3 separate regions of the Mus musculus genome follow, and all the other regions are linked to region 2. The links are chromatin loops, found by intact Hi-C in ENCODE. Cell type or tissue: left cerebral cortex. All regions are shown on one strand.

The links. A loop is a pair of places that touch in the nucleus more often than their neighbours do. Peaks named below come from ENCODE experiments on the same cell type or tissue, not always from the same donor. Only the 100,000 strongest peaks of a DNase experiment are listed, where the experiment ranks them.
Region 1: a loop joins it to region 2, with 10 times the contacts of the local background. A loop is called at or near these places in 38 of 42 quality-filtered maps.
Region 3: it touches region 2 in a loop (3-fold over the local background); 12 of 42 quality-filtered maps call a loop at or near these places.

Annotation. Positions count from the first base shown.
Region 1 is chr12:32,140,212-32,148,211 of GRCm38, forward strand. Gm40374 (a long non-coding RNA gene) reads left to right here and starts at 3,156. Exons shown (of 3, transcript XR_872664.1): 1 at 3,156-3,233; 2 at 3,827-3,979. In left cerebral cortex, a CTCF peak has its summit at 4,530; DNase peaks (open chromatin) are centred at 4,510 and 6,851.
Region 2 is chr12:31,963,615-31,971,614 of GRCm38, forward strand. It overlaps Prkar2b (protein kinase, cAMP dependent regulatory, type II beta), which reads right to left. Exons shown (of 11, transcript NM_011158.4): 7 at 3,599-3,700; 8 at 1,501-1,575; 9 at 284-349. Among named protein-coding and RNA genes, the nearest start is that of Hbp1, 17 kb to the left of the region's middle. In left cerebral cortex, CTCF peaks have their summits at 1,050, 4,146 (motif pointing right) and 4,348; DNase peaks (open chromatin) are centred at 679, 911, 2,000, 2,442 and 2 more places.
Region 3 is chr12:32,055,419-32,063,418 of GRCm38, forward strand. It overlaps Prkar2b (protein kinase, cAMP dependent regulatory, type II beta), which reads right to left and starts at 5,859. Exons shown (of 11, transcript NM_011158.4): 1 at 5,364-5,859. The coding sequence starts at 5,664. It overlaps Gm51992 (a long non-coding RNA gene), which reads right to left. Exons shown (of 3, transcript XR_003950224.1): 2 at 7,495-7,620; 3 at 6,801-6,865. In left cerebral cortex, a CTCF peak has its summit at 2,997; DNase peaks (open chromatin) are centred at 2,250, 3,068, 3,963, 4,475 and 3 more places; H3K4me3 peaks cover 4,016 bases; H3K27ac peaks cover 2,208 bases.

The sequences.
Region 1 (8,000 bases), 180 kb after region 2:
ACCACTTAGCCATCTCCCTAGGCCCCCAAGACGTGTAGTTTAAGACATTAGATTGCAGTCATATTGTATAGGTCTCAGAGCTGGCAGCTTTCCTTGTCTTATGTCTTGGCTTAACTTTACTCTTAGAGGGCAAACCTACTTTTTTTCTTATGGGACATGTCACCACCATTTCCATACGCCAGCTGTGGGGCCAAGGGACACCTGGTCATTCTCAGTGAAGCTTTGTTTCCCCATCTTCTTCCCTCCAGCCAGCTTCCTGTTTTGGGACTCTCATCTGTCTAGTGAGAAGGCAGATGCTACCCCTCACCTTCTGGCTTATGTAATAGAGTTCTCCCTGGTTTCTGTGAAAAGTCAGGGAAACTGCTGTCTACGTTGTAACTGGATATAGCTGGTTTTCTTGGGGGAGAGATTTCTAGTCAGACAGAACCTAACACAGTGGTAGCTTTCTTCTCTCAATAAATAGCTCTGAGGCTGAAGAAATGGCTCAGTGGTTAAGAGCACAGGCTGTTCTTGCTGAGGAGCCTGTGTTAGGTTCCCAGTAGCCATGTGGTCCCTCATAACCACTGGTAACCCTACTTCTATGGTGTCTAATGTGCCCTTTTTTGGCCTCCATGGGCTCCTGCATGTGGTGCACACACATTCACACACATACATAGAAAAATAAACTAACATTAAAAATTATATTTAAAATTACCTCCACAAGCGCTACCTGAAACACCCCACTTTTCTTACATTGACTCTGAGTGTATTGACTTCAGAGTCTACACAGCAAAATGTAAAAGTAATTTTAAATGATCTTAAAAATCAGTTAGGCAGCCATCTGTGCCAGATACTGTGTGTGTGCATCGGGATGGTAACATAGGGAAAGACTTTGATTATGTAGAAGTCACACACATGACTCCACTACTAAACAGACTGAGAGATCCTGTGAAGGAACACTGGACAAGATGGAGAGGATACAGGGTGGGGGTGGGCAGCCTGGTCCTGGAGTAGTTGCATCCCAACAGTAAGTGCTAATGATGGGCCTTCCTGTCTAGGAGACCAGATCTTCTGTTGTCAGGACTTTCTCCTTTTGCCCCTTCAGCCTTCGACAGTAGTCACTTACCATCATTTCTGGCCTGTGAGAACTGTGTGTACCTTCTCTTCTCTTCTCTTCTCTTCTCTTCTCTTCTCTTCTCTTCTCTTCTCTTCTCTTCTCTTCTCTTCTCTTCTCTTCCTCCCTCCCTCCCTCCCTCCCTCCCTCCCTCCCCCCCCTCTCTCTCTCTCTCTCTCTCTTTCTTTCTTTCTTTCTTTCTTTCTTTCTTTCTTTCTTTCTTTCTTTTCTTATCCCACTCTGCACTTCCCATGCCTTTGAATGTACTTCTTCACTTAAACCATCTTGGTTGTGTTTTACTGCTGTTATTGGTAGAAACACCAAAGTATGGAGATAGGGAATTTACACATTTGGAGAACTGAACTCAGTTCAATGGGCCCTAGCTAGTATAAGGTATAAGGTAGGAGGAGAGGCGATGAATGGGCAAAGGTTGGGTCAACAGGTGCTAGTTCATGAATGTTGAAGATTTAGGGGTTTTATTCTGAAAACTCTGATTATCCAGTGAAGAGTTTTAAGGACAGAGATAAAACTGGATTTCTATTTTATAAAAAGAGGTTACTGGCTACTGTATTTAGAGTGTCTTGCCAAGGTGACTGTGGCAGATTGCTTATGAGGTACAAGTTTCAGAAGCTGACTTAGTTAGTGGTGCTCCTTTGGTTTCTTATATCTGTAAGCCACTGGTTCCTGTTTTTCCAAAGGAACTGCCTGTGTGCCTTTGAACACACACACACACACACACATTCCAAAATATTGAGATCTAGTTTCTGTTTACAACCAACAACTGTAATCATGTAAGATTTGAATCAGGCTCATAGATTGTGTTCCTTAGATACTTGGGAATAAGTACAACTGGCCAAACTGAGAAGAACACATGGGGCTAGAGGAAAGAAAAGCATGAAGGACCACCCGTTTTCCTTAGAGACATTATGGAGATGATGTGCCATTCACTCCCTCGAAGGACACTAGAGGAAGATCACATTTCCCACTCCCACTGCAGAGGACTGATGAGTAAGTCAGTTTTGACAAGTTGAGTTTGAAACACTTTTTGGAATGCCCAGTAGACAGTTATGTGGCTCTGGGATTTACAGGACCACTCTGGCTGGAGATGGACATTTAGAAAGCATCCGTTTATTAGTGGCAGTCAGAACTGTGAGAGTAGATGAGGTCACTCAGGAAGAAAATGTGATGTAAAGACAGAAGGAGGAAGAGTTGAGAGAAGGAAGGGGAGGAGCAGGAATGGGTGAGGAATTGGATACAAGGAAACAGGTCAGAGGCAAAGAATTGAGTTGACTGAGCAGAGTCTAGGATGAAAAATGACAGCAGAGGCACACAGACTAATTTTGATGGGTTAGGGAGCAGGTGGGATCCAGCTGGCGGCTGCTGTCTGATTGGATGACACCTGTATTGACATCTGGAGGAACAAGATGTGGGGATGAGGGAGTTTTGGAGTATATACAGTTTCAGAAGTACAGCAATTCAGGGAAGTGATGAATTCAACTCAGCTTGTGGTCAGAAGAGGTCAAGGCATGGTGACAAAAGTGGGTAATGTAGAGATGAAAGTCCTAGGGGCTGGGACATAGTGACCCAAGTGGCTGACTTTACAGTGGATGTGTAGTGAGGTCAGAGGTGAGAATGACAGTGAGGGACTAAGGGGAGGATTAGTTAATGACTTGGAAAGAGGGACGGAAGAATTCTGCCCTCCTATAATACCAGCCCTCCAAAATACAGAACAGCTTGCCCTAGAGGACGTCCGAGAAGCTGTGTGCTTAGAAGAGTGAAGTCTCCCACTGTGCAGAAGGAAAAGAGTGTAGGCGTGGAGTGGAGGGGGTGGAGGGAATGGAGGGGATTCGGGATGGTTTGTGTCTACAAGACATCCACGGAAGGCAGGAAGGCAGTTTGGTTCCATTTAACAGTATTCAGTAGCCGCTGTTGGTTGGGAGTCTGTGTGATCTGGCCACACAGATAGCACCAACATCTCCAGCCTATTCACCACCTCTGCTCCCAGCCTTCTGGATGATATCAGGTTATGCATCCTTCCTTTGAAGGAACAACCCTGTGTGCTTATCACTCCAGGGTCCCCTCCAGGGTCCCCTAGTGCTTATCTGTAAGCACAAGGACTCCACGTCTCTAACAAGGGAAGGTAGGCACTTCCTTTGAGTTGGCTGAGAATAATGTCAAGCATTGTTTGTTATCTTGAAGAATGCAATGGCAGTAAGATTTCAGAAGGAGAGTTTTAGGAAGTTATGTCTTCAGAATAGACTGCGGAGGGCTTAGATGAATGATCTGCATGGTGGAAGCTGTGCTAGGCTGACAGAGGGATTGCTGGGAGTTGGAATTCCTCTAGTCTTCATGATTGTCCATTACCATAGTGGTGGCTTTTGCTTTTGTATATGTCCTTCCGCCGGGTAAAACTGAAGCCAATTGGATTATAGAAAACTCTGAGACATTTGTTTGTTCCTTAAGGAGGTAATATTCACTCCAATCTGAAGAAATAACTTTCTAATAGGAAAGTTCTTCTGAGGATGTGGGAGATGATATTAATTTGGACATTTAATACTGTAAGCATTTGTGTGTTTGGACACACACATGCACATACACACACATATGCACACACACACAGACAAATGTGAGTGCGCGCCTGTGTGAATACAGGGAAGGGCGTGAGATATCTTATGTGACACATGTGGAAGAAATTAACATCTAAAAGTCTGCACCTTTTTTTTTTTGAGACAGGCTCTCACGAAGTTAACTGTTTCAGTTAGACTGATTGGCCACCAGACCCATAGGAAACACCTGCCTCTGCCTCCCACCATGCCGAAATTGCAAGTATGTGCTACCCCACCTTGCACTTATTCTGGGCCTGAACTCAGTCTTTATGTTTTCACGGTAAGCACTTTACCCACTGAGCCATTCCCCAGCAATAATTAGATCTTATTATGTATTATTTTGGCCTTTACTATAATTCTGAGCTGAAATCAGATACAAATGTACTTCTGTAAAAATTGATTTTCTGAAGAGAGTTTGATCAGTTTTTTTAAAAAAAAAAAAGAATGATTTAGTTCTATAGCAATGCACATTAGGATTGTGAACATAGGACCTGCTTGGTCTAAGCTAGAACATCAGCAAAGAACTTTCTTGCTATAGGATTAGGAAGGTCTTTAAACAGATAATGTCAAAACTGTCAAGCCAGGAGCAGTCTCCTGTACAAAAGGCTCTACAACTGGCTCACCAGAAGCTCAGCATTACCTTCTAATTTGGCCATCCAGAGCCATTTTTACATCACTAGGTAAAGAGGAAAAGCCACATTCTCTCCTGGATGGGAAGAGACTGCTTGCTCCTCCAAGAAAGAGAGCTGAGGGCTGGGGAGTGGGTGCCAACTCGTCCAAGCCACTTCTAGTTTGTTAACTCTGACCCCTGGGGGTTGGACTCTGCAAGTGCAACTGCTGACGCCCACAAAGGCACTCCACAGACCATGACAGAGACGCTGGCATACCTGCAAGGAGAACTCTCAGGGAACCGACAAAACAGAGAGGAAAAGTCATTTAAAAGGCACCTAGAAAAAGAGAACCCATTAAAATAATAAACTCAAACGAAGAGCTTTGTAACTTACTGGTAATTTTCATCACTCAGATAAGAATGCATTAGTGACAAAAATCATACATGTTTGTCAATATTACTCATAAAACAAACATTTACCAGTGCATCACAGAACTAGTATACCAAGGACTTCCAGGTGGGTTGGTGGCACATGCCTTTAATCCCAGAACTTGGGGGACAAAGGCAGGCAAGTCTTTGAGTTCCAGGCCAGCCTGGTCAACAGAGAGAGTTCCAGAATAGTCAGGGACACCTAGACAAACCTTCTCTTAAAAAGGGAAGAAAGAAGGAAAGAAAAAGAAGGAAGGAAGGAAGGAAGGAAGGAAGGAAAGAAAGAAAGAAAGAAAGAAAGAAAGAGAGAGAGAGAGAAAGAGAGAAAGAAGGGGAGGAGGGAGGGAGGAAAGGGAGAAAGGAAGGAAGAAAAAGAAAGAAAGAAAGAAAGAAAGAAAGAAAGAAAGAGAGAGAGAGAGAAAGAAAGAAAGGAAAAGAAAAGGGAACATTAAGCACCTACTGTATGCCAGATAGAGATAACTGTACTGCCACAGGTCCATGTAAAATGGGCTAAAGGCTCTGGAGACACTTGCATTGACAATACAAAGAACTACTAGAAGTAAAAAATATTAACTTTAATAAAGGCAAAATAAGTGTAAGAATGTAAAGGTTCAAATATGAGAGCATACCAGGAGGACTACAGGAGAGTCTGTCCTGGAGAGCATAAGTATTCCTCTGTCTTCTGAAGGCTGAAGGTGAATTGCTCAGACGGCAGGTCTTCATAAGAGAATGAATGGCTGTCAGTTGAAATGACCAAAGCCCTTCCCATCAGATCCAAGCACAGATCACGGGAAGAGGGTCCTTACTTGAAAGCATCTTCTAAAACCCCTCAAAGAAAATTTCCCCTGCTAGTTCAAATGTTCAGCCATGGTTCACAGGACAAACCTGGCTACCCATAGAACGACCCCTGAGCTGGGGTATTTGGAGAACGGGTCTCATTGTGGGGAAAGGAGAGCAGGAAGAATTCTGATATGGATATAGACATGACAGGCAGAACTGTGTGGTTGCTGCTAGGGTATCTTTCATTTAGTTTGACCCCAGGCATTGAATAATGGACAATCAAATGGAAATTAATAAAAAAAATGCAAAGCCTTCCAGAACATTCTTTCAACCTTTAAAAGAATGTGTATTCATTGTATTAGGTATGGGTGTTACAATACATGACCAACTCTGATGAAACCAATACTGTGTTGAGGGAATGAAACAAATGACAGTGAACACCGACGAACAATACGACAGAAACAAGGAGAGAGAAGACTGGACAGGACGAACAGACTAGAATGATAAAATGGAGCGTGCATTGGGAAAGATCTTAGTGGATTCAAGATTTAGACATAAGGATCCTCAAAGTTAGAGGGAAGAAAATAAGATTTGGTTAGTGGGAAGCAAGACTGTACCTACCTGCTGTGACCAAAGTGGGACAGGCCATTCACCTAAGAGTTTCTACAGGCTGGCTCTAGACTAGACTCCGAATAGAAACAGATCAGACAGAACTTTTGCTCACAGGGCTCACACATTCTAAGGCATTGATTGATTATTTCAGTTTACAGTGCCTCATGTCGAAGATGCCGTGGGGGGTGGGGTGAGAAGCACAGGAGGGATGGAGTTGGGGAAAGGAGAGAAACTATTGGTTCAGGGTGGCAGGGGAAGCCTCCAGAGAGGGAGGGGGAGAGGGAGGAAGAGACAGACCCTAAGGAAAGAGTTTTGATCACCAGTCTCTGGCTTCCTTTTTATAGTTTCCTCTTTATTGTAGCTTTGCACTGTTCTTGCTCTCAGAGGACACTCCACCCATGGAAAGCAGATTTGAATACTGGAACATTAGAGGGTTCTTCACTGAGACCGGAAACTGGAGGAACCCATACCGACAATGTGTGGAGGCGTTGATATTTGCATTTTATTAAAATTCGCAGTCATTACAGTGACTACTAGACAGAGAAGGCAAGCTTTGGGAGATAAGTCACCATCTAACTGTGGATGCTGATGGACGATACTCTCGATGTCTTGTCTCCAAGTCATTTGTGTCCTTTGTCTCAGTAGTGTCTCAGATCCTCGGGTGCTGTTTCTGAGTCATCACCCTAACCCCCACGGCACTTCAGATGCTGTTCAGTAATCACTGTGCCAGAATGGAATTTCCTTTAAAGAAAAAAAAATGTCTCTATGTTAGGGAAAGTAGGATCCCATCAGCTCGGAGATCTGAAAGAGGCACAAAGTAGAACTATTCTAAAGAAAGCCTCTCAACATGATGAGCTCTTACTGAACTAAAATAACACGCAATAGCTCCATTATCTATTATTGAGTCTTAGGAAATGGAGAGCCAGCCAGGCCCGAACTTTCTAGAAGAGCTTTCTGAGGCCATTTAATATTAAATTCCAACCCATGGACAGACCACTATCTAAATATTCTGGGTGGAAGACAGGAAAAAGGATAGAATTCTTTTATGGTTTAAATCTTAAAATATCTCCCACAGGCTTATGTTTTGAATGCTTAGCCCTCAGCTTCTGGCTTATTTTGAAACCTGTGGAGCTTTTAGAAGGCAGGATCTGGCCAGTGGAAGCAGGTCTTTGGTTCTGGCCTTTCCATTGCTTCCTGGTATAGCCATCATATGAGGGACCTGGCTATACGCTCCTGTTGCCTTGGGTTGAGCTGTCCTGTTGCCATGACTTCACCTCTGGGATGGGTGGAAATCCAAAAAAACCGTTAGTCTAAAACAATCCCATTTTCACTTAAACTACTTCTGTTAGGCACTTGGTCACAGTGACACAAATGTTATCAACACAACCCCAACTAAAGAGAGACATACAACTGTCCTTAGCTGTTGTTGGCAGGGCAGGCCACCAATTCACTTTCTCGATAAAGATGATCCTGAAATTCTGATCCTCCCGATTTTACCTCCCAAGTACTGGAATTATAGGCATGCACCACCACACCCAGCTTGTGTTTGGCTTTTTGGAACAGGGTCTTACTATGTAGTCCAAGCTAGTCTCAAACCTCATAATCCTCCTGCCTTCACCTCCTAAGCATTGGGATTACAGACAGGCATGCCTTCTATTCTTTTCTACTATAGACCCTTCCACCCCAGATCTGCCCTCTCAGTCAGTCCCTTCCCGCCATACTGCAGTCATTTGCTTCAGATCTTCAGAAAGCTCTGATTATTTTAAAAATCTGCTAATAATAAAGTACAAGAAGTCAGACAAAGAGAAGGTAGGAAATTGCATGTAAGGACCTTAAAAATAAGCATGAGAAAGAGAGAAGGAGCTTTAGT
Region 2 (8,000 bases):
TCAATAAAATCTTGCTAGTGTATGCAATGGTGTCAGCGTTTGGATGCTGATTATGGGGTGGATCCCTGGATATGGCAGTCTCTACATGGTCCATCCTTTCATCTCAGCTTCAAACTTTGTCTCTGTAACTCCTTCCATGGGTGTTTTGTTCCCAATTCTAAGGAGGGGCATAGTGTCCCTAAGGAGCCAACAAGTCAGTTACATTGAAGTCTGAGATCGTTCTTTTTTAAAAAAAAAAATCCATATTTTCCTTGTGGATATGAGGAATTTGGGGGCTGTTTACCTTTCTTTTCATAGTAATTTTCACTTCTCCAGATTCTACAATGAAGAAAGAGTCTGCCAAATCTCCCTATTAAAACAAAAATGCAGGGTGAATGTTCAAGTTCCACAGCATCTCTGAAATCATGCCTTTGAAGCCAGCCTACAGGTTCCAGTCCGTAAAGTGAAGTCATAGACCAGACTACATCCTGAGGTTACGATAATTCTACAGTAACTTCTTAGGCATTCGAAATAATACATTCTCTACCAGAAAATATGGCAAGTAACCTCAAAATTTTGTGCTGAGCAGTTTACAAGAAAGGATAGCAGATGCTGTGTGTCCCAGGAGCCCCTCCCACCAGCAGGCTATGTCAGTCATTCTGTGTTCCCTGCTGTGTGTCCCAGCAGCCCCTCCCACCAGCAGGCTACGTCAGTCATTCCGCAATCCTAGGAAAGTAGCACTGTGTCCACCCAAGGCAACTAGCACTAGCACAGAGACTTGCCAGGAGCAAAAGCAACTGGGAGCTTTCGGAAGCAATAGATGAGCTTTTACGGCCTTCAGGCACCAAGCTGACATGTCAGTCTATGACAGTGTACTTCCGGCTCTGAAAAGACTGCTGGGAACGAAAGGCGCCTTCTCTACGTACACCCCCAGTATTCCTGGTTTTTGCATGAACTCTCGTTAGAAACCCACTCATTCATGCGCACCCTTCAACTGTCTATACAGCCTACTTTCTACGAGCTCTCTGGCTAGCAGGTACTGTAATACAACTGGCGCCCACTGGGAGTTCAGAAAAACATGAGGGTTAGAGGGGATTCTTATTAATGCATTCAGTGCTTGCACATGGTACAATGTGAACTCCTTCTGGTGAGTGTTATCTGGAAGCAGATCTCAAGAGCTAATCACGCAAAACTCATCTGCCTGTGGACCTGGGTTCTTGGTAATTTCATGGAATAGCCCCCACTTTTCCCTCTTACACAAGACATCTTACTCCCACTATACATGCGGATTTCATGTTACAAACTGCAAACTACTCAGCTAGGTAATGGTTTAATGCACAGTCATTAGAAATAAATTATATAAACAAAAACATCCAGATTACTTACCAGCTGCAAAAGCATTTTTGATAAGTTGTCTGGTGGAAGAAATATTCATTTAATCTAATACTGCGTACCAATTATGAAAACAAAGTTGAACCTTCTGGAATGTAAGCCTAAAGGAATGGCAGCTCAGTACCGTACCTGAGCAATGATCTGCTCTCCATCATTGTAAACTTTGGTGCCAATCACATCCACCACCTTCAGGCGTTCAGAAACCTACAAAGAAGAGCACCGTGTTAGAGACTGTGGTGTCTATTTCTGGTTATAGCTTAACTACATCTGGAATTAACTAAAACCCAAGAGGCTGGAAACACCTGGGAGGGATTATTTTCCCTTATGTCACTTGAAATGGGAAAACCCGTTTTTAATCCAGATTTTTAAGGTGGAAGGATGCATCTTTAATCCAGTTTTTGAGCTGGGAAGATCCACCTTTCACCCGGGCCACAGCTTCTGCTGCAGCCTAAATAAAGGGCGTGCAAGAAGGAAGCTCTTGCTCCCTCTGCCTGCTTGCCTTCACTCTCTCACACTAGCAAGTCCATTCCCAGCCTGGCATTAGAGCCTACTTCTTCAGGATTCTAGAGTATACTCAAGACCAGCTGAGATACCCATCCTAGTGGACTATTGGATTCTTGCACTTTCCATTAGGAGACAGGCTTTGTTGGACTTGTGGGAGCACAGCCTATAAGCCACTCTAATAAGTGGCAGGCATGCATGTATGTATGATATAAACTCTGTTCCTCTGGGGAAGCCTGATAATACACCGACCAATCACGTAGCCTTACCTGGTTTACATGTTTACAAGGGACGGCCTACATAGTTAAATAAACCCAACTGTTTTCCCTTGTGTAGTTGCTACATTAACTGCTAGAATCCTGAAGTAGACAAAATCGTATTTCTAGTTTCCTGTAAAATACCAGAAGACTCAGCCAACCCCCAGCCCAAATTTCCATATGGCAGCAGTAAAGCTATGGTGGAATGGCAGCTGTTCCCTTAGAGGGAGCACATGTTCTCCGATTTGCCAAAGTCCCTTCCTGGGTTGCTTTCTGTCACGTCACATGGCTCTATCTGACTGGATTACCTCCCTGATACATTCTATTTGAGGACAGGAGTTTCTAAAGAAGATCAGCTGTCTGCGCATTCCACAACATGGCCAAGTTTCTCCCAGGCATAAACCGGCGACTCACAGAGACACGACCACGCCAACATTTGCTATTTTACGACACCATGGGAACATGTACCTAGTTCTCTATAATCGCTTTCAAGAGAGTTCAAATATGAGGCTTTATCTATTATAAAATGTCTAGAAAAGCACTTTCACAATGAATTTTGGCAGAGCCGAATTTGTAAGGTAACGGTTCTTTCATGAACCTTCAAAGATAAGAAACAGGTGGTCTCACTGAGGAGGCATTTGAGCTAAGAAATGAAGGAGATTCATGGAGAAGCCATGGAGTTGTGGGGGAGGCTGTCCTAGGCAGACAGCACATGCATAGATCTGAAGGGAGGGCTGGCATGCGTATGCAACAGCAGGAAGCTAATGTCTATGGCAGGGTGGAAGTGCAGCAGTTAGCAAAGTTGTCTGAGAGGTACAGACAAGGGACCTCGGTGGCCTTCTTCAAAGTTATCCTGTCCTGGGAAGGTTGTTAGCAAGACTGCCCTGATCTGGAACTTAAAAGGATTCTTCTGTAGGTGGCTGATAAAAGTCATACAGGAGGCAATGAAGATACGGACAGAAGGTGGGGCTGGTGAAGTTAACAAAATGATTGGATGCTGAAGATATTCTGAAGACAGGGTAGAGATGATTTTCGACACATGAGTGCTAGTGGGGAGAAAACCGAGTGGATGCTGACCTGCTTACACTTGTTATCTGATAAACAGCTCCTGTAGACTTGCTATAAAGTCCAAAAAAGAGCCTTATTTCCAAAAAGCAGGATAAAATGTTGTTACATGTAGTAAAAGAAATAGCAGTAAAAATCTTATATCGCCATCTGTTCTTTTCATAGTAAAATATAATATACTTTAAAACTCTTGTTATCGTTATTACCACCTTCATTATCGTTATTTCTTAGGGTACTATAACACACACTCTGTGTGGAGATCAGGAGACATTTCCCACCTTCATATGGGGATTAAACTCAGGTTCCCAGCATGGCTAGCCTCACAAGACGGTCACAAGAACTTTTCAGGACACGAGTGCTTCCTAGCAAAGCAGCCAGCACAGCAGAGTGACAGCTCAGCTCACCTCTAGAGACTTGAGGAACGGCAGGGACTCGATAAAGCTCTCGTACATCTTCCTCTTTTTGGCATTGTTTTTTACAATTATTCTCCTGAAGGTCACCCTGTCCTAAAGAGAGCACAGCAAATACAAACGGAGTTACCGTTGGAACAAGGAATCCCTACAAGGCATACACAGTAACTAAAGACTTCAGAAGTAAAAGATTATAGCATAATTATAATCAACTAATAAAAAATTACATATTTTTATTTCTTTAGACACAAAATTTGCTATAAAACCATATAAAATTTTCTTTCTTTTTTCTTAGAAAAAGTAGCATTTAGACCAGTGATTCTCAACCTGTGGGCCACAACCCCTTTGGGGGTTTGAACAACCCTTTCACAGGGGATGCATATGAGATATTTACATTATGATTCATAACAGTAGCAAATTATAGTTATGAAGTACCAACAAAATCATGTTAGGATTAGGGATCACTACAACCTAAAGCATGATATTAAAGGGTGAAACCACTGATTCAGACAGAGTCCACAAGGAGGCACTGTCACCCTATAAAAAAAAAAAAATCCCAGTACCGTTGCCTCCCTGTAGATGGCAGGGTAACAAATTCAATTAAGTAGACAGGACAAGATCTGAATTTTTATATAAAAAACGAAATAGGACAGACTCAGTCTGGGAGTGTATTCTTTGTAGTATTATTTTCTTAAATATCTACTTCAGTAAGACATAAAGACACAGAAATAAAGGTACTGGCTCCCATGTTCTTGAAGTATACATGCATGGAAACGAAATCTACAAGAAACACTACTGTGAAAAGAATTAATCCAGAAAGAATTCATTCTTTATTAGGCTCTTTTTTATACCCATATAATATCATAATTTTCCTTTTGAAAATGTGAAAGTACAAGCAAACAGTATTCTTGGCTGAGGTCTTTTCCCAGAATTTACCACGTTTACAGTCTAATTGTTTCATATTTTTATGATCTCAGAAAATGCAGAACTTAATTTAGGAATGACAAAAATGTTTACACAAAGCATCTCATAAAGCTATGTTCCAGAAATTCTCATAAGATGTTTTCATTCTTATGTAAATATCCCATAATCACATAGTTTGGCATACACCAGTGAATAATGATACCATTTTAGTAAAATTAAAACTGGATATTACTTAATCAATACTTTGTTATGCCAATATACGACAGATATAACTCTAGCCATGGTGAACTGAATGTGTCCATCCTCAAGTCCGTGTGTTGCAATCCTAACCCTCAGCATGGTCCTTGGAGTAGGCCTTAATAGGTGATTAGGCCACGAGTGTGGAGTTGTCATAGAATTAGATAATTCTCATAAAAGACCCTTGAGAACTGCCTTGCCCCTCCCACTAATGAGGACATCTAAGAGCTGGCCCTCTTCCAGGCACCAAAGTTCTTGTGCCTGAATCTTAAGAGTTCTCAACCCCCAGATCAGTGAGATGTCGATGCCTGCGCCATCTTTGGTGGCTTGTGCTAACAGCCAGGCAGAATGAGACACTAGGAAGTTAAACATCTTGTTTCCAGAGTTGGTTTAGATGCCAGCTGTGCTTTGGCGCCAGCTGTCAAGCCTAATGGCCTGCCTTCAGTCAGCAGGGCACAAGTGACCTCTACATCTGGGTCCCCCAGTACACAAAATAAAAAGTAAATATAATAAAGCATATTTCTAAATTTTATGAGTTAATTCACAAAAATACTGAGTTCTTTTGAAGCCTGTCTCAGAACTTGCTGAGATAATTTTTAAAACTAAAGACGTTGGTTAATCAAAATCGCTACATGTCTGATGAAATAATTTATATCTATAAAAGTGTCCCATGTGATTGTCATATACAGTCAGATTTGGGAAGCAGGTACATTTTAAAGACAGACCTTTGTTGTTGTTAAAACAGAGAAGGCCTGAAATAGTTTAGCCATTTAGAAATAAATCATGAATTGTGTATCTCAGGAAGAATTGTCTATTAACTGCCTGCCATTTCACAAACCACTGTGACTGAACAAATCCAGGAAGCCCAATTTCAAAAGCTTTATTCCCAGTCACCTCCACAATGGCCTTTCTGAGTCACTGGTGTGGCCACGACTTCAGCTAATCTCTCAGGGCTAAGAGCTGCAGGGTGCTATTTCCAGAGTGAGGCTCTAAGATGAAGATTCCTCTCTGCCAACTGCTTCTCTTTACACCAGCACTTACAACCACTGGGCAGGCTGCAGGCTGTGGGATTCTAACATTTCCACTCTGCCTCAACTTCCCCTAGAAGTGACTGGGTATACAAATTATTCTTAAAAAGCAAGTTTCAAATATGATGAAAGTATGCTCATTATAATTTTCAAGATATTGCACTTATGCATGCCTCAAAAACTATCACTGTTTATAAATGTCAATAACATGGATAAAGCACCAAAAGAAATCTCTGAAATTTTTCTTAGAAGTTTAAGAACTGTGCACACAAAAACTCCGAGCCCTTGTACCTTGGTTACCATTAGCATCAGGGCTGAAACCATCCAGGCTTGGGGGGCAATCTGAAAATATGTGATCTTGAACTAAGGATGTGTGAAGACACCTAATTATTCTTTGACACCCTGACTGGCAACTCCAGTGGGACTTTTAGGGTACCCCTTCTGTATCAAGCAAGTCATGATGGAAACAAGATTGGCCCCACACCCCTCCCACCCCACACTCTGAGTCCTTCCTGCACAGAGATGTCTGCTCCGATGCGGCTCCTCTGTCAGTTTTAAGGCATCCTTAACATACTCGGGGGTGTGGTTCTTTCTACGTGAAAGAATCTCCATTTTTTTCAATCCCATAACTTATAAAAATGACTCATTTAATAGGCATACAATGACTACTTGGCTCCAATAAAAAAGAAGCTTGAAGTATCTTGTTTTTTTCTTTCGAGGGAGATGTTTTATGAGTCAAAGGCTGAGATGAATGGTACACTCTGTAACTCAGCAACCCTCTGGAACCGGACAGTTACAACCTCTTCTACAAAGAGCTGAGGGGGAAACCTAACACCTGCGTTTCATGAACACGGGATGTACTGTTTGGTGTCCCAAACAATCGTCCGGGTGGCCTGAGGTGACGTGTGACGCCAGGCAGTGTGGACACCTCCTGGGAGCTGACTCCAAACAAGTCCAGGCTCACCTGAGATCCCACATGTGCAATCTGCAGGGTTTAGGTAAGTGGGTTCCCAGGGGGGTCTGCAAGCTTACCAAACAAAGACTGAGAACCCCACCTTAAAGCCAGAGTGAGCTGTTAGCCCTTCAGCTCTGCGTTCTGCTACCTGGTGAAAGAACCCACACAGCTCCTCTAGCGCCTCAGCCAAAAATGTCTGTGAACCAACACTTAACAGAATTTCTACCATTCAGACTTTATTTAAAGATACAGCCTGAGAATCTCCTGTCTGAAATACCTGAGACCACCCCCCACCTACCCACCGCCCACTCTCCCCCCTCCTCCCCACTCCCAACTGCCCAGATCCTGAGAAATCCTAACGAAGAAGCTTGGGAGCATGTTTCAGGTCTAAACATGAACTTCATAGTTCATATATATCTCATATACATGGTCTAAAGGTAAAGTATAAGAAGTGTAATACGCCTTGCATTTTGACTGACCTGTAATAGTAGGGGAGGTATAGAATTTTATAGTTGTGGAATCATGTTGGTGCTCAAAAAAGTTCTGGATTGGGGGCATTTCAAGCTTTGAGTTTCTGGATTAGGAATGCTCAGTCCATCCTAGCATCCATGTCCCACCCAAAGACAATGGTCAGATTTGTGTAGAATCCCGGCAAGACTTTTTTTCCAGTATCGGAAATGAAAAGAACAGGTATTTTACTCTACAATGCCAATCATTGAATACCACTACCAAGAGAACTGGTTTGTTTGTTGTTGTTGTTTGCTTGCTTGCTTCCTTCGCTCTTTTCCCATGCTTTTTCAAAGTGCAGCACACATCAGAATCACATGGAAGGCTCCTGCCAGTATAGGCTTGCTGTGCCCCGTTTCCAGAGTTCTTGGTGCAGGAGCTCTTGGGATGCCTGGGATGTTTCTAAGAAGTTCCCAGTTGTGACTTTCAGTTGGTCACTCTGAAAATCACTGGTTTACAGACTACACTACTTACTTCAGAGATCTAGTTGAGAAAAAGGCTGTGGATGTGTGTGTGTGTGTGTCTATGTGTGTGTGGTACAGTATTCATACTTGTTAGTTGAGGGTATGTGCGTATGTGTGATCGGATGCTTGTGCACGATGCACATGTGCATATAGAGGCCAGAGACTGATGTGAGATGTCTTTCCTGGGTTGCTCTCCATCTCGGAAACAAGGTCTCTCACTGAACCTCAAGCTCACTGATTGGCCAGACCGGCTAGCCCATGAGCTTTGGGGATCTGTGTGT
Region 3 (8,000 bases), 92 kb after region 2:
TTGAAATTTTCAAAATACACTAGGAGGCTCTTTTAGGAGGCTGGAGAGATGGCTCGGCGCTTAAGTATACTTGCTGCTTTTCCAGAGGGCCTGGGTTCAGTTCCTAGCACTTACATGGTGGCTAGGAACAATCTGTAACTCCAGTATGGAATCCTATGCCTTCTGACCTTGATGGCACCAAACACTCATATGGTGCACATATATGTTGATGTAGGCAAAACATTCACATACTGAAAATTAAAATTAATCTGATATATTTTAAAAGGCTGTTATAATTTTTCTCTGTTGTACAAAAGAACTGGAAAGCCAAAAATAAATGTCTTTTGTCATGTGTTGTTGGTAACACATCAGGAAACAAAAGCCAATGACTGGATGCTTCATGTCCAATCTTCTGATGGCCACATGGCACCAGAGGTTCTTAGTGAGGTAGTAAAGCAGGCCTGACATGCATGCCTGTAATCCCAGCACTTGGGAGGCAGAGACAGGCTGAGCTCAGGCCAGCCTGATTGACACAGGAGTTCCAGGCCAGCCAGGGTCAGCCCACACAGGGATTCCCTAGAGCAACTGTGAACTCCACAGGTAAAAGGAGCCAGCTGAGAAGGTTCTTGCATGCTCTGGTGAAGCCAGCAGACTACCCTTTCCTGCTTGCACCATCTGGCTTGTAGGAAATCAGAGGAACCATTTCGGACAGGCTTCCACTGTTAAGGTGCTACCGTGGGAGCTTCTTAGTCCTCACATGTATCAGAAGTAAAGAACGCTTGCTCAAAACTGCATGCCTCCTTTCTTCTCATGATAGCCTTACTCTCTGAATCCATGCCATGAGCACGAGGTCTAGTGTTCCAATTTCACATGTCCTTAAAGACATAAAAAGCCCTCCCCGCCCCCCATTGCTAAACCAGCTGGTATTGAGAAAGGGGTGATGTTGTCTTTGGTTGTATACCACCCGGGGACCTGATCAAGCTCCAATGCATAGTTCTAACCAAGGCCCCCACAGATGGCCCTGCTTAAGTGAAATGGGTTATAAAACAAAACCACAAGTGACAAATGTGGGAAAGAGACTGATGGGGGTGATGGGGGTGAGAGAGAGATGGTCGGAGTAATTAGAATGCATTATGCATACCTATGAAATTAATTTTAAAAGATCTAATTGTATCTTGTGTGTTCTTCGTACCCCCTTAAGCTGTAAAAATCAAAGTGAGATAAGGTTTTCCAACAAAGACTTCACATGTTTAAGAGAATGAAGTCACAGTTGCCACCTGGGAAGCAAGTGCATACATAGTATTGTCTGTCTGTCTGTTTGTCTTTCTCTCTCTCTCGCGCGCGCGCGCACACATACACACACACACACACACACACACGGGGAGGAGCATGCAAGTATGCATACATCTTTGACATTCTTGCTTCTTGCTGTGTAAGGCTCTACTGGCTTGTGTATCTATTTTTAATTTTAGTTCTTTTCCCCCTGCAACAGAGAAGACTAGTTCTATATATTGCTTAAGTTTCATCCCACACTGTCTGCTCCACAAGTGACCCTTTGTAATTTGTTCTTTACCACTTGTCAATCCAGCAGGGTAACCTGAACTATTTTTACTTTGTTTTTAATCACTTGAGAAATTCTGAACAACACTAGATCCAACAATGATGATTATCTAATTACCACTCATTTTACCCCAAGTTAACATTGATTCAACGATTTGGCCTACTATAAACCCATCAGTTAAGGGATACTACTACCCTTGCAGAGAAGGGATATGCCTCGACAGGATGGGGCAGGCTAAAGAAATGCCAAACTGTCTCCATTCTAGCTTCTGGGAGTTTCCCTAGAGAGAGTCACCAAAACTACCAGCATTCTACCACCTAAGGTTACCTGAAAGCCAGGATCGGGTCACACACACACACACACACACACACACACACACCATGAACATGGAAGATTAAACAGGAACTCTAACAACAAATGAAAGGATCATGCGAAAGGCAAGCAGGAAGTAAAAGGCCACCCTTACCTATCTGGCATCATCTCTGGCCACACCACTGCAACAATGGATCAGACGACCGCTTTTCCAATAACTACAGGTATCTGGCTTTCTAATTAAACTACCACATTATAGGAGGCCAAGGTCACAGGCTTGGTCTTTATAGGAATCTAACAAGTACCAGTTTCATGGTCAAAAACTTGCCTTTAACCTCAAGCTATTATAATACAATCACTTACACAAAAGTGACTCATAAGACAAGAGCCAGCCATGCAAAGCCATACCAACACTGGAAAAAACCTGGGACACCCAACCAGTGAGTCAACCCACAGAATAAATCTCATTTAAGAACTTCCTGATGATATGCGCCTCAAGGTCACCCAGACAGATGTAAAAAACCCGGTTTTGCTACTTTGGGTTCTGCATGTAACCTCGAACGAGTTAATTGTTCAAAGCCTTAAAGAAAATACATTAAGAATCAAGGAGAGTTTGACATGAGGGGGCTAGCACAGGTTAGGTTGTGCCTCAGCCCCTTCTGGAGATAGACCTGAATCACAGGAGTACAGGGATGAAGTCAGGCCCGCCGGTGCCAGCTCTGGACCTGCAGCACACTGGCTGTGAAACACGAAGTAAATGACAGTCTCATTAGAGCCCCCATGCAGCTGAGATGATGAACGGAGGCTTTCACGGAGGACCTAGCACACCACAGATGTCAACAAATAGCAGCCCTTTCTCTAACCACTAATAAGACGAGACACATTATGGTCATCATGATCCATTGACTAATGGCTTTCAAAGTATGATCAGGGAACTGTGGGTACCAGAGAAACCAGAGATGTTTGTTGACCGGAAAAAAATAAATAAATAAGGAAGAAAAGAAAATAAGCAAGCCTGTGTCTTACCTATTCATAAAAGCTCCTTAAGAAGGGTACTAGATCATGATATTTCTGAATCAAGCTTCAAGCTTCATGTGAAATGTAAAGTCATTGATCCTGCAATGCTGTGCTGTACCACAGGGACTGTTGTCATCCAACACTTACTCTTTCTCTACTGTGCCAAGAGAACTGCCCAGTGCCTGCTGGGTTTTCTTCAGCATTCTCCTGCATACAGACAGAACCTTAATAGGTTTGTGGGTTTTCAGTCAATTCCACAAACTTTCCATAAATGATGACTCTATCTTGATGTGTCTGTGTGTGCATATACACACACACACACATGCACACCCCCCCACACACATATATATTTATTCCCTATGATCAGGTTTGGATACATCATGGCCTTGTACAAATTCAAGCTCCATAGAGTGTACTTGTTTAAAGGGCTGTTTAAAAAGAAGAAGACCCAGATGATAGGATGCCCACAAAGTCTGAAAGGCCATCCACAAAAACAGTTTGACAAGCGTTTTGTAGCTCACAGTTCTTTTTTAAACCGATTCTCAACACACTTTACATCTAACATAATTAAAGTGTTGGGTTAGAAAAATATAAAAGAGAATTGCCCCAATTGAGGTTATACCAATGCCAAAGTTTCGGCTATGCACATGCCCGTACACATCTGCTGGATAAAGATCAAATTGTGTTATAGTCAAGAAGTTTTAAAACCCCTGGAGGTAGAGATGTTAAAAGGCAACTGGTTAAGCATTTATTACAACTGACCTTGAGTGATTTTTATAGAAAAGATGACTTGGGGAATAGAAAGCTTCATAAAAATTACAAAAGCACTTCTTTCTTCCAATGTGCAAGATACACATTCTTGCAAGGAGAAATTAAACCAAAGCAAAGTGCTTCAAGAGAATTAGATATAATTAGGTTTGACTGTATTAATACTGTATTCCAAAGAGCACAGAGGCTCTCCCAAGCCTCCCTTCTCCTTGGTGCCTCCCATTCAGGACACTAGTCCCCTTTTCCATTGTGCATTGCTTGCCTGCGCTTGCATCCCCATGCCACAGACACATAGCATGTGCACAAATGTGTGTGCATACAAGTATTAGACGTCACTGTCCTTTCTATACCATCTGTGTAAGATGCTGTCTAGTTCCCCTTCCTAGTGAGACAAGCATCTGATTTGGTGTGGGAACAATTAAAACTATGATTACCCTATTCTCAAAGCACCCAAATGTCCCAAATTAAAAATCTAAATAGCAATCTTTCACATTCACAGAGCACTAACATCCAGGGTTTGTGTGTTTTAAACAAGCTAAGAATGCATTAATTTTATAACCCATTCAACATATAATTAATTCTACAAAGGAATGAAAATCTTCCTGGGAGGAGGGCGTAAGGGAAATGAAGTGAATGGCCCTTTAGTGTTTTCACTGTGTGAAAGGCATTGTGGACACACAAATCCCACACCAGCAGCATCAACAAATAAAAGCTGCATGCATGCTCGCCTCACACCACCAAGGAAAATACTTGTCCATTTGCACACCACGGCATTTCAGCCCGGGCTCCTGCAAAACCTGGGGTTTGGTCATATTGTGTAAACACGCATGTGTGTCTGGTGTGTCAGGGAGAGGTGGGAAGCATAAGGGGTGGGACTCGCCAAAAGCAGCTATTTAAAACAATCCCTTTCTCTCCCATTCATTCTCTCTAGCTTCAGTGTCTGGCGTGGTCCTTAGATGCTGGCTGGCTTTTCATTAAGACAACTGACAAAGCTCTTAGAACTTCCCATGGTGTTATTTTTTTTTCCACACACTTTAAAAAGAACATCAAAATCATTCAATATATGTTTTGTATCTTTTTTTTTAAAGAAAGAAAATCATTGGCCTATTTCCTCATGCCAAAGACCCCCTAGGTATCAGGCTAAATATGCTCCTTTGTTATATGTCCAAAAATATCGCCACCACATGGTATTGGAAAAACTGGAAAATAAATTATTCGTATTCCAAGAATGTCACAGCTATTATCGTTAATTTGTTTTACCTCAGCGAGTCCGATTTCACACTCTTCTCACTGAGTCCTACATGCTTCGCCCTTTCTCCCAGAACACTCCATTAATAAATCTAAAGGGCTGAAAAGAGGCCGCCAAGCGCCCTTCATGCACAATGGTACTCCCGGAGCCTGAGACATCTCCAACCACGGGAAAGTTAACGATCCAGCAAGATGCCCACCCTAAATCGCCCCGGAAAGAGAGGTGACAGAGGGGCAGCGGGAGCGCAACCTCTCCTTTCCCCACCTCCAGAGAAAGGGAGGGCATGACAAGAGAGCTGAGTAGGAAGGTGGGCGAGTGGGAGCGACCGAAATGGGTGCTGAGGGGGTGGGCGTAATGGGAAGGTGGAGAGCACGGGGAAGGTGGGGAGCTCAGCCCGGGGTTCAAGAGCGAGGCGGGGTTCGAGAGTGAGGCGGACGCGGCGGCCGGGGCTCAGGGCGCGAGGGGGCCGGTCCTCACCGTTGAACGCCCCTGCTTCCGCGGCCTCCTCCTCCTCGCCGTTCTCGGAGTCGGAGCGCATGGGCTCCTCGGCGAAGTTGACACCCTTACTGGGGATGCCGCCCCCGGCGGCTGCGCCCGCGTCCCCCCAGGTCCTGCCCTCATGGCCGAAGCGCGCGGCGCCCTTGCGCTCGTTCTCCTGCTGCAGCCGCGTGAAGTGCTGCAGCGCGAACTCCAGCAGGTCGGCGGGCTGGTGCCTCAGCACCTCCACCGTGAAGCCCTGCAGCAGCTCCGTGAGCCCCGCGGGGATCTCGATGCTCATCCTGCCCGTGCACGCCGAGGCGCCTGGACGCCGCCCTCGCCCCCTATCCGCGGTCCGGTCTCGGGCTGCGCGGCTCCCGAGCGAGCGCCCCGGGCGCTACCGGCTGCGAGCGCGGCGCACTGGGCCCCCGGCGAGGCTGCTCCGTGCGGCGGCAGCAGCAGAGCGAGCACAGCCCGGGGAGGGTTGGCAGCATCTCCAGCTCCTCCCGCTCCTGCTCCCGCCGCCGCTGCGCCGCCCCCCGCCCGGCGCCCCGCCTCCGCCCGCGCGCCCACGTGATCCCCGGAAACCATGGCAACCCGGCGGGCGGGAGCACTGCCGCCTCTCAAGTGGCCCCAGGGTGGAGGCAGCCTGAGCCTGGGGCGTGGGGCTGAGGCCGCGCGCTCCACCTGAGCTCCCTGAGCGAATCCCACGCACCTTTCTCCCTGTCCCACGCAGAGTTGGTGCGGCGCAATTCCTGCTGAAACTTCAGCCTCCACCTTGGTGGCTTTTCCTTTTCCTAGAATCCAACCCCAAGAGAAACGTGCGTGGTGTCTTTTGTTAGTCGCACAGCCCTACTGGTTCTCTTCTGGATAAAAGAGATGCTGCCACTTGTCTGTCACAAAATTTTCTTTAATTCCGCCTTTTAGCCTCGTGGCTGTGATGGTTTGCCTTACAGATGCTCTGCCACACTCTGCTTAGTACATTTCCTACTGGTTACTGAGACAAAGGCCGCATTTATTGTGTAGCACTTAACAAAGTTAGTTGATCCTTCAAGACAGGATACAGGGTAGTCAGGGCAGCTGGACAGACAACTAAGGGTGTGTTACCTGATTAGCCTCTTGTTGCTTATTTTTAAAACCTTTCCTGACACTTTGCGTCACTTCAATTAAATCTCCAAAATTTGAATATAGCAATAAAAAGGAAAAGAGAACTACACATTTGTGCTTTTTAAAGAAAACCCTTGTCTTTAAAACGAGCCTATTCTGAGAATTTTGAAACAGAAAAATTTATCTTTTGCCAAATTAAACGCTGTATAAATATGCATACTTTATTTTCTACGATGCCCATTTCATTGTAAAGCAGTCCAAGTGCAAACTCACTTGAGTTTTATTTTATTCTTAAGTTTTATTTATTTATTGAGTTTTATTTTATTTCCTTAGTTGTTCTCACTTACCTTTCTGCCCACACATAAGGAAAATATGTGACTCACGAAACCCAAAACCTAGAAATCAAAAATATCATTTCGTTTTATTTTTTAAAAATTGCTTCTTACCCATTTGTTTACAATGTTTATTTATCTTTTTTTTTCATAAGGGAATTCATTTCTCAAGTTCAGTTTCTTAACCTCATAATAATAATACTGGTGTGTGTTTTTTTTAAAATAACATACTTCTAAATTGTAATTGTGTGGTGTATAAGAAATAAACTCAGAAAAATGTGGTCTTCACATGAGGCCATATGGAACACAGTATTAGTCAAGTTCTCTACCGAAATGTTTTGCAGATCCAATAATCTAAGATGTATTTCTATCATGTTTCTCCCTACTGCTCAGCAGAAAATGCAAAGAATACTAGTTAAGATGGGATTTTATCGTTGCGGTCCTCAATGTCGATCAAGAATCCTCGCTCATTCAAGCTCATTGCTGTGTAATTCTGGCTTTGTGGCTCCTCCACCTCCAGTCATTTCCTCTAAGTCAGCTAACAGGAAAGTGGGGAAGAGAAAGGAGCCTCCTTCCGGCAGCAAACACTCATCTTTTCTTTTGGCTACAACTTCTGACCACATACATTTTATTTTCTGAAAGTGAGTAATGGTACCTCCCAGCCCATGTGCTCTTCCACAGAACAACTTTACCATTCCTAAGCCCGGAGTGCAACGCAAGGGGGATTGTGACTGCTTTGGCCAGTGGTGCATTTAGAAGTCACTCTAGCCCTCTGGTAGGTGCCTGACCAAAGTTCTGATCCATGGAGTTGGTGAACCCTTAAAAACAGGAGGAGGTATGTGTTAGCCTTGAAATTTTGGTAGTTTGTTGCACAGCAATAGCAATTAAATGCTACAATGGAGAAATTTGGGGAAAATATTCTTTATTTTGAGCAGTTATGTACAAGCAAATGCTTAGAGGTGGAGGAAAACCAAGTATAGGGACAATTATTAGTCTGTGGATGTTCAACACCTTTCTCAAAAACAGAGGAAGCAAGGAACCACATTTTTAAGTATCGTTCTCCAACATGGTTTTTTTTTTTTTGTTTTTTTTTTTTGTTTTTTTTTTTTTTTTTTAACATCATAGATTTCTTATACAGGGTGTGCTAGATGGCTCGCTTTCATTAGCCACAATGCCAGGAGCTCCCCTTGTTTTAGAG